Linked DNA regions of Homo sapiens: region 2 is linked to region 1. A link is a contact called in ENCODE Hi-C or POLR2A ChIA-PET data. All regions are on one chromosome and are shown on one strand. Each heading gives the region's core, a stretch centred on a gene start or an enhancer-like site at or near the end of the contact. The rest is flanking DNA. Distances are from core to core; before and after follow the strand shown.

What was found. Hi-C counts contacts between places; a loop is a spot of excess contacts on that map. ChIA-PET counts read pairs that join two places held with the same protein, here RNA polymerase II (POLR2A). Pooled maps may share reads with other maps.
Region 2: a loop to region 1 is called in a pooled map, with 2.6 times the contacts of the local background. The contact joins the promoter of DAP3 here to the promoter of ADAM15 in region 1. A Hi-C loop is called at or near these places in 1 of 50 pooled maps. POLR2A ChIA-PET finds 5 or more read pairs at or near these places in 3 of 52 experiments (HEK293, PC-9 and activated CD4-positive, alpha-beta T cell).

The regions. Positions count from the first base shown.
Region 1 is chr1:155,046,924-155,053,530 of GRCh38, forward strand. ADAM15 (ADAM metallopeptidase domain 15) reads left to right here and starts at 4,393. Exons shown (of 23, transcript NM_207197.3): 1 at 4,393-4,542; 2 at 5,748-5,854; 3 at 6,494-6,570. The coding sequence starts at 4,464. It overlaps DCST1 (DC-STAMP domain containing 1), which reads left to right. Exons shown (of 17, transcript NM_152494.4): 14 at 273-389; 15 at 864-1,006; 16 at 1,134-1,247; 17 at 3,694-4,007. The coding sequence ends at 3,945. DCST1-AS1 (DCST1 antisense RNA 1) reads right to left here. Exons shown (of 4, transcript NR_040773.1): 2 at 2,346-2,438. ADAM15-EFNA4 (ADAM15-EFNA4 readthrough) reads left to right here and starts at 4,393. Exons shown (of 26, transcript NR_176418.1): 1 at 4,393-4,542; 2 at 5,748-5,854; 3 at 6,494-6,570. RefSeq lists an enhancer at 3,568-3,627 and a silencer at 4,098-4,557.
Region 2 is chr1:155,686,056-155,691,827 of GRCh38, forward strand. It overlaps DAP3 (death associated protein 3), which reads left to right and starts at 3,036. Exons shown (of 13, transcript NM_004632.4): 1 at 3,036-3,119. YY1AP1 (YY1 associated protein 1) reads right to left here and starts at 2,719. Exons shown (of 11, transcript NM_139119.3): 1 at 2,604-2,719; 2 at 2,016-2,146. It also overlaps the pseudogene LOC124904430. RefSeq lists enhancers at 2,125-2,759, 3,135-3,184 and a silencer at 2,595-2,644.

The DNA of each region.
Region 1 (6,607 bases), core at 3,143-5,642:
TCCCCTTTCTGTGATTCAGCCCCTCCCTGTCCTCCTCAAGGTCAAATGACAGCCCTGCAACCTGACAGCTCTCACAGCAGGGGAGGGGGGCTCTGTACCCCTTTACACTTACAACTGGGAGCAGGGAGGGGTTAGGATTCAGGAAGGGACAGAAAGACTCAGGCAGCTGAGAAGCATTTCTGTGTCTTGACCCCTCCCTGACATCCACCCCCTTAACACATTCCTGATTTCTCCACCTGCCCTGACTTCCCTACCTGTCCTCCTGGCCGCAGGCAGTCATAAACTGGAGGTGAAGGTCGGGGGAGACTCCATGCTAGCCCGGCTTCTTCGAAAAACCATTGGGGCCCTGAACACCTCCTCAGAGACAGTGATGGAATCAAACAACATGCGTGAGTGATGCTGAAAGTTTGGATCAGAGGAATCGAGGGCGGTGGGGCAAGGGTCAAAAGACTCCAAGGTAAAGAGTTAGGGGCCTGGGCCTTGGGTGTGGAGAGATGGGGGTTGGAGCGCTTGAGCTGGGGAAATCGGAGCAGGGAACACATCTGGGCAGGCTTGAAAAAGGGGAGCATGACCAGCTTCAGTCAGAGGAGTCTGGAGGCCAGGGTCTTGTGGCTAGGGGGCCCCAGCCCTCCAGAGCAGCACTGTCCAACAGGACATTCAGTCAAGATAGAAATCTGCAAGATCTGTGCCACATTGGGCCCAGCGGCTACAGTACTGACAGGGCAGTTCTGCAGTGAGGGGCAGGCAGGAGGAGAGCAGGGGAATCAGAGGACTGCACCTCCCACTGGGATGGGAAGTCCAACCCAGGGCTGCCCTGCCCCTTGGCTGGTCCTGACCAGACCCCTGGCCTGCCCCTCCCCTAGCCTGCCTGCCCCAGCCTGTGGGCCTGGATGCCAGGGCCTACTGGAGAGCTGCAGTACCGATTGGCCTGTTAGTGTGTCTCTGCCTGTTACAGGCTTTTGGCTACCGACTCCGGAGGGTCATCGCAGCCTTCTACTTCCCCAAGGTTTGCCCCTCCCCAGACCTCTCCACCCCTACACACCTGCACACACACACACACACCACCCAGCTCCCTACCAACTCCATATTTGGGGGATGCCTTTCTCTATCATTGACCCCCTTCCTGCCCCCAGCGAGAGAAGAAGCGGATCCTGTTCCTCTACAATGACCTATTGAAGAAAAGAGCAGCCTTCACCAAACTCAGGAGGGCCGCTATCCTGAGGCGGGAGCGACAGCAGAAGGCTCCGGTAAGTCCAGGCGTAAGTGCTGCTGCCAGCTCCTGGCTGGGTCTAAGTACAGCAGGCAAGGGGCAGCTCCCTTCAGTCCACCCAGCACCCACCAATGGTCGCAGGCCTACTCGAGCCTGGTAAGTTCTTTTTATTTTTTGAGATGGAATCTCACTGTGTCGCCCAGGCTGGAGTGCAGTGGCACGATCTCGGCTCACTGCAACCTCTGCCTCCCAGGTTCAAGCGATTATCCTATCTCAGCCCCCCACTCCACAAGTAGCCAGGATTACAGGCACACGCCATCACGCCCAGCTATTTTTTTGTATTTTTAGTAGAGACAGGGTTTCACCATGTTGGCCAGGCTGGTCTCAAACTCCTGACCTCAGGTGATCTGCCCACCTCAGCCTTCCAAAGTCCTAGGATTACAGGCGTGAGCCACCAAGCCCAGCCAAGCCCGGTGTAATCTGATGCAACACATGCTGAGGGCCCCAGCCATCCAGCTCCTAAGGTCAGGGCTGTGCCCGTTTCTGAATCCCAGGATTCAGCCCAGCCTAAGACACTCAGTGGACCATTAGGAAGCAGGCAGAAAAGGAGAATGAGATTTAATACAGTCTGCTCATAGAAAAGCAAGAGGGCCGCACAGAAACAGGAGGCCCAAGGCAAAACCAAAGTTTCTACCAGAGGGCTGCAGACCAGAAGCTCAGTGCAGTTCAAGGGACAGGAGGAGGCAGGTGGGCTGGGAGTCAGGAAGGCCTCATGCAGGGGCACATGGTAAGGCACATGGAATCTGAGGAAGCAGACTCCAGTCCATACTCCCTCATTAAGTTGTGTCACCTTGGCCAAGGTCTTCACTGAGCCTCAGTTTCTCCCTCTGAAGAATGGCAAGACTGGAGAGATCTGTAAGGCCTGCTCACTGGAGATCAGCCTAGAGTGGTGGTCAGGTGTGGGACTCCGGTGCCAGAGGGCCTAAGTGTGTATCCCGGCTCCTTCCCTCATTACTATGACAACGGTGTGACCTTGAGCACATGACTTAACTGCTGTGCCTGGGCTTTTGCCTTCCATAAAATGGGGTTAACTACTCCATCTGGTTGTTTTAAGGATTAAATGAGTTGTACTTACATGGTGCTGGCATGCAGCAAGTTCCATATGCATGCATGTTATCATTGGGTGACCCTGGGCAGTGATCACATCTCCAAGCATCAGTTTTCTCACCTGAAAAAAAGGAGATGATAATAACACTATCTGCCTTACATGACAATTGAATTGAATTTTTTTTTTTTTTTGAGACTAAGTCTCACTCTGTCGCCCAGGCTGGAGTGCAGTGGCGTGATCTTGGCTCACTGCAACCTCCACCTCCCCAGTTCAAGCGATTCTCGTGCCTCAGCTTCCCGAGTAGCTGGGATTACAGGCACACACTACCACGCCCGGCTAATTTAGAATTGAAATAATTTATGTACAGTATCTTAGTACAGGACCTGACATTATAAACAATGAGTGGCAGCCATTCTTATTTAATCAGTCCTAACAAAGTTCATAAAAGTGAGACTGTGTTTGCTTAGCTTTTTCCCTAGGGCCTGGATACCCCCAGCCCCCATGACACACAATAGGGGCCAAATGAATGTGTTGTGAAAAAATGAAAAACAAAAAACAAAAAAGAACATGCTGGGATTCCTTGACAGGGTCGTGAAGCAAACTGAATGTGAATGCACAGATGGAAATGTGCCAGACAGTCATTCCAAGCAGAATGTGCAAAGACTCAGTCCACAGGGAATGCGAAGTGCCAGGGCTAGTCTCAGGAGAAACTGGCTCAGAAGAGACAGCTCTCAGGGAGGGCTAAAGTAGGAAAGAGGCTAGAAAGGGACCAGGTGAGGGAAGGCTCTGAAGGCCAAGCCCAAGAGTTCTGCCTGTCTGGCAGGCAGCAGGGCCTCTGGAGTTTCTTGGGCAAAGAGTGGCTGCTTCCTGGGTAAGGTGGCCTGTGGAAAATCCCTGACAACTGTGTAGAGACATGTCGTGAGGGATGGCAGGGAGCATAGTGAACTAGGTTTGTGGTTTGGAATCAGGGCCCCTGGGGTCCAGCCAAGTTGGATTGTTTACTATCTGTGTGACTTTGAGAGTCACTTCACCTTTCTCAACTGTAAAGTGGGGATAGCAACAGTGATAGTCGATCTGGCCTGCTCACTTCTCAGCCTCACTGTGAGAACCAAATAAGATGATTTACAGGAAAGTGCAAATGAGAGTTGTGGCTGATATCCGCTTGGAGAGAGCCTGGAGGGTGCATCCTCCCATTCTCCATCACAGAGTTGGGGAGGGAGGCACCCTCGCCCTCCAGGGGTTTCCTTTGTCCAACCCAGCCTCCTCCAACACGCGGGAATTGTCAGGCCTGGCGACTTCAGACAGGAAACGCTGTCCAGTTCCCCTTCTTTCCCGCCTCGCTCCCGGGCTGGCGCTAACGCCCACCTCCCAACAGCGCCACCCGCTGGCGGATATCCTGCACCGCGGCTGCCCGCTCCTGCGCCGCTGGCTGTGCCGGCGCTGCGTGGTGTGCCAGGCACCCGAGACGCCCGAGTCCTACGTGTGCCGGACGCTGGACTGCGAGGCCGTGTACTGCTGGTCGTGCTGGGACGACATGCGGCAGCGGTGCCCGGTCTGCACGCCCCGCGAAGAGCTCTCTTCCTCCGCCTTTAGTGACAGCAACGACGACACTGCCTACGCGGGGTGAAGAGGCGTCCTGCTCGCTCTTCCGCACCGTCCTTCCCGGTTAATAAAATGCCCTGTACGCTTCACGTGGGTCGGGGACTGGGGTGAGCCGCGCACTGCCTCGCCTGCAGTCGGGAAAGCCTGCCCGCCCGACCTCTCCGAGCCAGGCCGCGCACAGGAGGCAGGGAGGCCGCGAAGCTACTAGGGAGGGGTCCGGACCTGGCGCCGGGTGAAGGCGCGCCGCCCAAGCCGGTCGGACCGGGCACCGGCTCCCACTCCGCACAGTTGCGGGGAAGCGGTAGCGCTGAGCAGCGCGGGCGTAGTGGGCGGTGTCCCCGCTCCCGAGGCACCCGGCGCGCAGCGGGGCGGGCTTTGCCGGGGGCGGAGCTTGGCTTGGGGCCGGGTGGGAGGGGGCGGGCCGGGGCGGGGCCTGGTGGCCGCGCGGCGCTGCTGGGTTCTCCGAGGCGACCTGGCCGCCGGCCGCTCCTCCGCGCGCTGTTCCGCACTTGCTGCCCTCGCCCGGCCCGGAGCGCCGCTGCCATGCGGCTGGCGCTGCTCTGGGCCCTGGGGCTCCTGGGCGCGGGCAGCCCTCTGCCTTCCTGGCCGCTCCCAAATATAGGTGAGTCCTCCGCCTGGAGTGGGTCGGGGGGCGGACTGGGAGGGAGGTGCAGGAAAGTCGGAAGGCATTAGGGTAATGGGGCCGGACGGAGACCCTGGGAGAGCCCAGCCAGAGCGCGGCCCGCCCTGGTCCGCTGTCCTGGGCCTAGGGCCCGGTGACTTGGCGATGGGGTGAAAAGAGAAGGAGGGGGGATGCCGGCGCCCCCTGCCTCCTGCCTGGTCATCCTCTGCGCGGTCCCTGCGGACACTTTCAGGCTCAGGTACCAGGTACCGAGGGGCCTGTCCAGCGCCACTTCAAGATCGTGATGAGAGGGTCGCTGCTCCCCAGGACTGGCATCTTCGCTGCTCTGGGGCCTAGCTAACCGTTCGACCCGGTGCCAGGGCGCTGAGCGGGCATGGCTTGTAGGGTTTAGTGAAGAGGATTCTCTCTAGCCTCTATTCCAGGCCTGGGGCCGCCAGGCACTCCTCACCCTGGTGCTGTTGCCACCAGTGCCTGGCCGAGCGGGAGGGGCCCGAGATGAGCCAGGAGAAGGGAGAATTGGCCAGGAAAGAGGCTGGGACACCAACTCCTCCTTGGAACTTTCACTTCCCGCTGCTGTCTTGGGCCGGGACCGAGAGGGCAGGCGCGGGTGGAGTGTCCGGAGGAGAGAGGGCCATTGTGTGTTGGGGGGGTGGGGGGTGCTCGAGGAGGAAGCAGAGGCTGTAGGCAGCGGGTGTGCCTGACTGGGCATGAGGGTGTTTAGGGAGGTGGGGGTGTTTGCACTGCTCACCCAGAAATGGGCGTTCCTGGCATCTCCGATGTGAGCGAAGGGGAGGGTGAGCGGGCACCCGGCCACAAGGCTTAGCTCAGTCTCGAGAGGGGGCGTTCCTGAAGTGGGGGGAGAGTGATTGGGAGGGAGTGGGAACCGGGGAGGGTCCTGTGAGAACCTGGGATTGGCCGGAAGGGGACAAGGAGGGCCACAGGCTGCGCAAGCCGAAAGTCTTTCTTGGGGACTTGTGAATGGGTTGGTGGGTGGAAAGCCATAAATTAGAGAGACACCCTCTCCTTCCAGTATTCTTCTTTAAGTCTCAGCATGCAATGTGGAAGCCCCTCAGGTACCTAAGGGTCTTGATGGGCTGGGAGCTGGTGGATCTGAGGGCACCTGTCACCCCCAGCCCTGCTGTCGATTCCCTCAGTACTGTCTTGGGGTGTCCTGGGACCTGCAGGTGGCACTGAGGAGCAGCAGGCAGAGTCAGAGAAGGCCCCGAGGGAGCCCTTGGAGCCCCAGGTCCTTCAGGACGATCTCCCAATTAGCCTCAAAAAGGTGCTTCAGGTGAGCTCTCACTCCCCTCTAATAAATAAACGAATCCACACACGCCCCGGTATAGCCAGGTGTCTCAAAGCCAAAGCTTGGCTGAGGAGCTGGTGGGTAGAGCTCACTGTAGTGGGTCTATCCCAGGCCCAGCTGCCTCTCCCACCACACCCCAGCACCTGGCTTCACTTATCTCCCTCTCCCTCTGCACACACGTGTATCTGTCTGCCTCAGCCCCACCCAACCCATCCATCTCCACTGGGGAAATTGTGAAGCCAAACTTGCTTTCTTCATCTCATGTTGTCGGTTTTCTCAGTGGGGGGATTTGGAAAGAGTCAGGACCTTACCAAACCCCCCCCCCCCCACCCCATTCTAAAGCTGAGTCAGAGGAAGGGCTGGGGCTTGTGCTGGGTCCTACACGGTGCTTCCTCTCTGGGCAGGAAGCCGAGAAGGGGTGGCTCAGATACCTTCCTTGACCTCCGCACACAACCCCCCAGAACAATGCTCCAGGCCAGGCAGGGTTTCCTGGCCCCTCCCCTGGGATCCCCCCACCAGTGATCTAATTGCTGGTGCTCTTCTGTGGGCCTGAGGTTTTCTGGTTAGAGAGGCTGGGAGTTGTGGACAGGTCTAGGGAGGTGACCTGCCCTCTGGTGCCCACAGACCAGTCTGCCTGAGCCCCTGAGGATCAAGTTGGAGCTGGACGGTGACAGTCATATCCTGGAGCTGCTACAGAATAGGTAATAGTGATGGTGGCAATAACAGTGACCACATGGC
Region 2 (5,772 bases), core at 1,786-4,285, 640 kb after region 1:
GATGGAGTCTCCTCTGTGGCCCAGGCTGGAGTGCAGTGGCGCAATCTCAGCTCACTGCAAGCTCTGCCTCCCGGGTTCACGCCATTCTCCTGCCTCAGCCTCCCCGAGTAGCTGGGACTACAGGCGCCCGCCACCACGCCCGGCTAATTTTTTGTATTTTTAGTAGAGACGGGGTTTCATCCTGTTAGCCAGGATAGTCTCGATCTCCTGACCTCGTGATTCGATCTCCTGACCTCGTGATCCGCCCACCTCGGCCTCCCAAAGTGCTGGGATTACAGGTGTGAGCCACCGCGCCCTGCCGAAATCAGTCTTTCAAAGGATTCCTTCAGCCCAGCCAAGAAGTTCCAACATCCACAGGCACATATATTAACAATTACCAGTACCCAAAAACAGTTCTCTGGTTTTAATTCCACACTGCCTCCCTCAACTTAATACCTACCACCGTCAAAACAACTCCCCTCAGATTGCATCCAGGCTATTTACAGAGACACCTTGATGATCCTCACCTCAAGGCATGGACCATTCATTGAATGGTTATATTTGTTGAATGAGTGAAAAAGGATCCTTCCTCCCACAGATTTCAAGTTAAGCTGTCAGCACCCATGCAGCTGCTCTGGTACAAGTTAAGCTGTGAAAGCCTTCTCCCTCACGCATACAACCTTAAGTGTCAGAAATGCTCTGCTTCCTCCATAAATCCAAAATAATATAGCCATGGATATGCATTTCATACAGGTCAGACTCGGCAAGGACAGCTACGTTCCACATACATATCTGACACAATCGGTCTCCCCCAAATACAAGCCAACCAGTCTTATGTGCTCCTATCTTTCCAGCATACTCAGATTTGCCGACAAAGACTTCCTGAGGCACCATGGTATGCTGAATATACTGCTGCAGTAGTAGTGAAAATATGGGAGTTACAGTTCCAACTTTGTCACCAATTTAACATGCGGCCTTGGAGAAGTTCTCTCCTTATGCCTAAATTTCCTATTTTGTAAAATGGAAGAAAGCATCCTACCATTTTCACAGAGATTCAGTATCACAAAGAAACTGAAAGAGCTTTCTTATTGTATTGTAAACTATTACTATAAACCCGCGACAACAAATAAGGCCACCCATTCTTTACAGCTTTGTAGCAATGATTCTGTTAAAGATATTTTGGCCCTTCACATTTACACAACTCACTCTAACCAAAGGCACAAACTATTCTTAAGACCACAACTGGCTATGCCAAGTTTCTCCCCTCCCTGACCTCACAGACACATGCTGTACAGAACACTACCATTGCCGCTCTTTCCCAACAAGTAACTAGGGGCTCCCAATCCCTAAAATACACACACATATCAACCTGCAAGGAACCTCCCAACATTTATTCAAGAAATAAGCTAACTTATAAGGGGAACTCCATTACACTTACACAAATAAAGGCAAACTCTTACGGAAACACTTGCCATCCTCACATACACACACCAACACAGCCGCTACACACCAACAGACCATCTGTCTGCTAGACCAAAAACATCTCTTTCCATGTACAAACTAACCAGTGACATTTATTAAACGTACAACACTGAGATCATCCTGTCGTTCCCACATACCGTTCAACGCGGCAGGGACACCACAGACCTTGTCACACAGGTAAAATCCCCTCTCAAGATCGTGTCCTCGACCACTCTTATCCCTTAATTAAACACACACAAACTGGACTATGGGGGAGGCTCCGATCATGCCTACAAACACAAACTAACCTGTCAGGGGCACAGCCGACTCCGCCTCCACTCGCTTACTTCCCAGCCCCCTCCGGGAGTCTGCCTGTCAGGGACACCCCTTCACCCCGCCTGGAGGGACTTCCCGGTAGGCTCAGGATCCCCCTCCCTGCTCTCCCCTCCCCCATCTTCACCACTGCTCTCCCAGAGGTCCAGGTCCGGGAGATGACAGTGGCTCCCAGAAAGCCCAGGATTCAATCGCTGAGAGAGTGCTTAGGCCCGAATGCCGGCCCAAATCGTTCTACTCACCGTGTCGGAGGCCGAGAGCGATGAGAGTACAGGGAAGTGAGGAAGAGGGGGTGGCCGCCAGGCTCCTCCGCTTCCCTGGGTCCACCGCGGATCCCTCCCGCTTGTCAGGAGGCGGCCAGCGGGTAAGCCGACTGGCGGAAATGCGAGAGAGGAGAAGGGAAAGGTGGAGGGCTAAAGGGGCAAACTGAGAGGAGGCGGATCCCGCAACCGACACTGGGATCGTTTCCCCTCGCAAAGCGAACCCAAAATGGCGGCGGCAGCGGCGGCAGCAGAGTGGCCGCGGCAGCTCCTCCAGAGGGAGGGAGCTAAGGGCGCCTAGCGACACCCCCAACCTCCCACTCCTCCCTCCTCGCGTTCTTCCCCACGGTCCCCCGCTTCGCCCGACTCCGGCCATGTAGCGCGCACGTCAGCCCGCACGCGTACGAGTGTCTACGGGCTCGTCGCTGGCTGCTCCCACCAACCACCACCTTCGGCCGTCCTGCGAGCCAGCCATCCCGTACGCGCTCACCCACGGGAACCTCCTCGCCCAGTTCTCCACTCCCCCTCAGACCCTGTCAAGCCGGCTCCAGCGCAGGCCCTCACGCGTACCTTCAGCGGCGCGAGCCCAAGCCTTCTCCACCTCCTCTTCTCTCCTCCCCCTCCCTCCCCGCCCGCACGGCCACCAACCGCCGCCAAAGCAGCCGCCGCCAGCACCCCCACCCTACACTCCTCGCGCGTGCGCCTCCCACAGTCCCCACCGCGGGACTGTTCCATTCCTGGCGGCTGCAGGGGCAGGAGAGGAAGGGACCGGCAAAGCGAGTCTGGCTTGCCGTTTGACTGGAATTGCCAGGGTGGCCGGCCGAGTCCCATGACAACCTACCTCCCTGGGTTCGTCGCCGCGGCGCTGCGGCTCGCCTCCTCCTCCATGGGACCGCGGCGAGGGGATCGAGGGCGGCCTAGCGCCCCTCTGCCGGCCGGTGGTTGGAGGCCGCGGCGGCTGCGCGTTGAGTCGTTTCCTGCCGGATGACCCGACCCTTTTTTGCAGTCTCAGGACGGGCGCTTTGGAGCCGGCCCCAGGCAGCGTGTGTCGGTCGCCTAGTCTGGAGAACTAGTCCTCGACTCACGGTGAGGGAATGGACCGACACGGGTATTGTACCGCTGAGGGAAAGGAGCGGGACTCCGGACCTCCAGGAGGTAGGGAGTGAGGCCGGTAGACCGGCGCGCCTCCGGGGGGGATTCCTCCCGGGCGTTGAGTTGCCAACCTGGGACCCGAGGAAGTTCGGCGTGGTGGTGTGCTTTTTGTTGTTGTTAACCCTCCTCGGATTTCTCGAATTTCACACCACTGTCCATATGCGATGATGTTTGTTTGCCCTTGACGCACTTACTCATGGATGGTACTTCAGCCTCGTTAGACAGCCTGGTGATGGAGGATGAAGAAACCATGTGCTTCTCATTCAGTTCTGGACTCAGTTTCCCTTGTCTTCAGCAAGTTATTTTTGTTAGTTCCTTATCAAAAAGTGTACATAAAAATTAGGCAACTCCAAACATGCCTCCAGGGTTGGTGTGTGAAATAATAAGATAGGGCTGGGCGCGGTGGCTCACGCCTGTAATCCCAGCACTTTGGGAGGCCGAGGCAGGTGGATGACAAGGTGAAGAGATCGAGACAATCCTGGCCAACATGGTGAAACCCCGTCTCTACTAAAAATACAAATATTAGCCGGCCGTGGTGGCGGGCGCCTGTAGCCCCAGCTACTCGGGAGGCTGAGGCAGGAGAATTGCTTGAACCCGGGCGGCGGAAGTTGCAGTGAGCCGAGATCGCGCCACTGCACTCCAGCCTGGCGACAAAGCGAGACTCCGTCACACACACACACACACACACGAAATAATAATATATGTAAAGTGGAATTAGCTCCTAGGCATAGGGAAGGTGCAGAGTATTGCCGTGTTGTCATTTACAGTTCTGTTGATGTCGATAACGTTTGTGGGTGTAATGGGTAGTGTTCTGTCCCTCCAAGTCGTTAATAAAACAAAGCAGGCCGGGCGTCTTGTTAAATAGTTGTATCAATGACTTGATTTAGATTAATGAGGATATATTTTTCAAATTTATGCCTTTTACAAAATTTTTAAAGAGTAGGTAATGTCGGTGATAGATATAAAGAAAGGAAAAGATCTCCAGATGTGGAATCTTCTACTGGATCCTGTAACAGAAAGAAGACATTAGGCTGGGCGCAGTGGCTCACACCTGTAATCTCAGCACTTTGGGAGGCGGAGGAGGGCGCATTGCTTGAGCCTAGGAGTTCGAGACCAGCTTAGGCAACACGGTGAAACCCCATCTCTACAAAAAGACACAAAAATTAGACAGGTGTGGCACACGCTTGTAGTCTGAGCTACTTGGGAGGCTGAAGCAGGAGGATTGAGGAAGAGGTTGCAAAGTTAGCCGAGATCACGCCATCACACTGCAGCCTAGGTGACAGAGCGAGACCCTGTCTCAAAAAAAGAAAGAAGACATTAGCAGAAAAGCTGAGGAAATGCAAATAAAGTCTGCAATTTTTAAATAGTATTGTACCAGCTTTAATTTCTTAATTTTGAAAATTGTACCATGGTCATATGTATGTAACATTAAGGAAACTCTAATGAAAATTGTAAGAAAGCACTTTGTACTACCTTTGCAACTCTTCTGTAAATTTACACTTTTTTTTGTTTGTTTGCTTTGAGATAGGATCTATGTCGCCAAGGCTGGAAGGCAGTAGTGCAGTCCTGGCTCACTGCAACCTCAAGCTCCTTGGCTCAAGGGATCCTCCCACCTCAGCCATCTGAGCAACTAGGACTACAGGCACATGCCACCACATCCAGCTAATTTATTTTATTTTTTTTTTGAGACGGAGTCTCGCTCTGTCACCCAGGCTGGAGTGCAGTGGCGCGATCTCGGCTCACTGCAAGCTCCGCCTCCCGGGTTCGCGCCATTCTCCTACCTCAGCCTCCTGAGTAGCTGGGACTACAGGCACCCGCCACCACGTCCAGCTAATTTTTTGTATTTTTAGTAGAGACGGGGTTTCACCGTGTTAGCCAGGCTGGTCTCGATCTCCTGACCTCATGATCCACCTGCCTCAGCCTCCCAAAGTGCTGGGATTACAGGCGTGAGCCACCATGCCCAGCCTCCACTATCGAACTTTAGAACATTTTTTATCACCCCCAAAAGAATCTTATCAGTAAGTTGCTTTCCATTCCTCCCTCCCATTGCCTCTCGCAACCACTAAATCAGTTTATGTAATTAATAAGCAAATTATGGACATTTCATGTAATTGAAATCATACTATATGCAACTGTCTTCTTTTACTTTGTTTTGAAGGTTCATCCAGTTGTGTAATGCATCAGAACTTTGTTTCGTATTGCCAAATAATATTCCATTATATGGCTATACCACGTTATGTTTATTCATCAATTGATGGACATGTGAGGTATTTCCACTTTTTGGCTCTTATGCATAATACTGCTACGAACATTTGTGTACAACTTTTGCATACACTTGTTTTTATTTCTCTTTTATACCTGAGAGTGGAATTGCAGGTTCATATGGTAACTCCATGTTTTACCTTTTGAGGAACTGCCAAACTTTTCCAAAGTGGCCTCACCGCTTAAAAAATCCTAACAGCAACATATAAGAATCCTAGTTTTTCCAGATTCTATCCAACACATGTTATTATCAGTTCTTTTGAATTTCATCATTCTAGTGGGTGTGAAGTGTATCTCATTGTGGTTTTTATTTGCATTTTCTTAA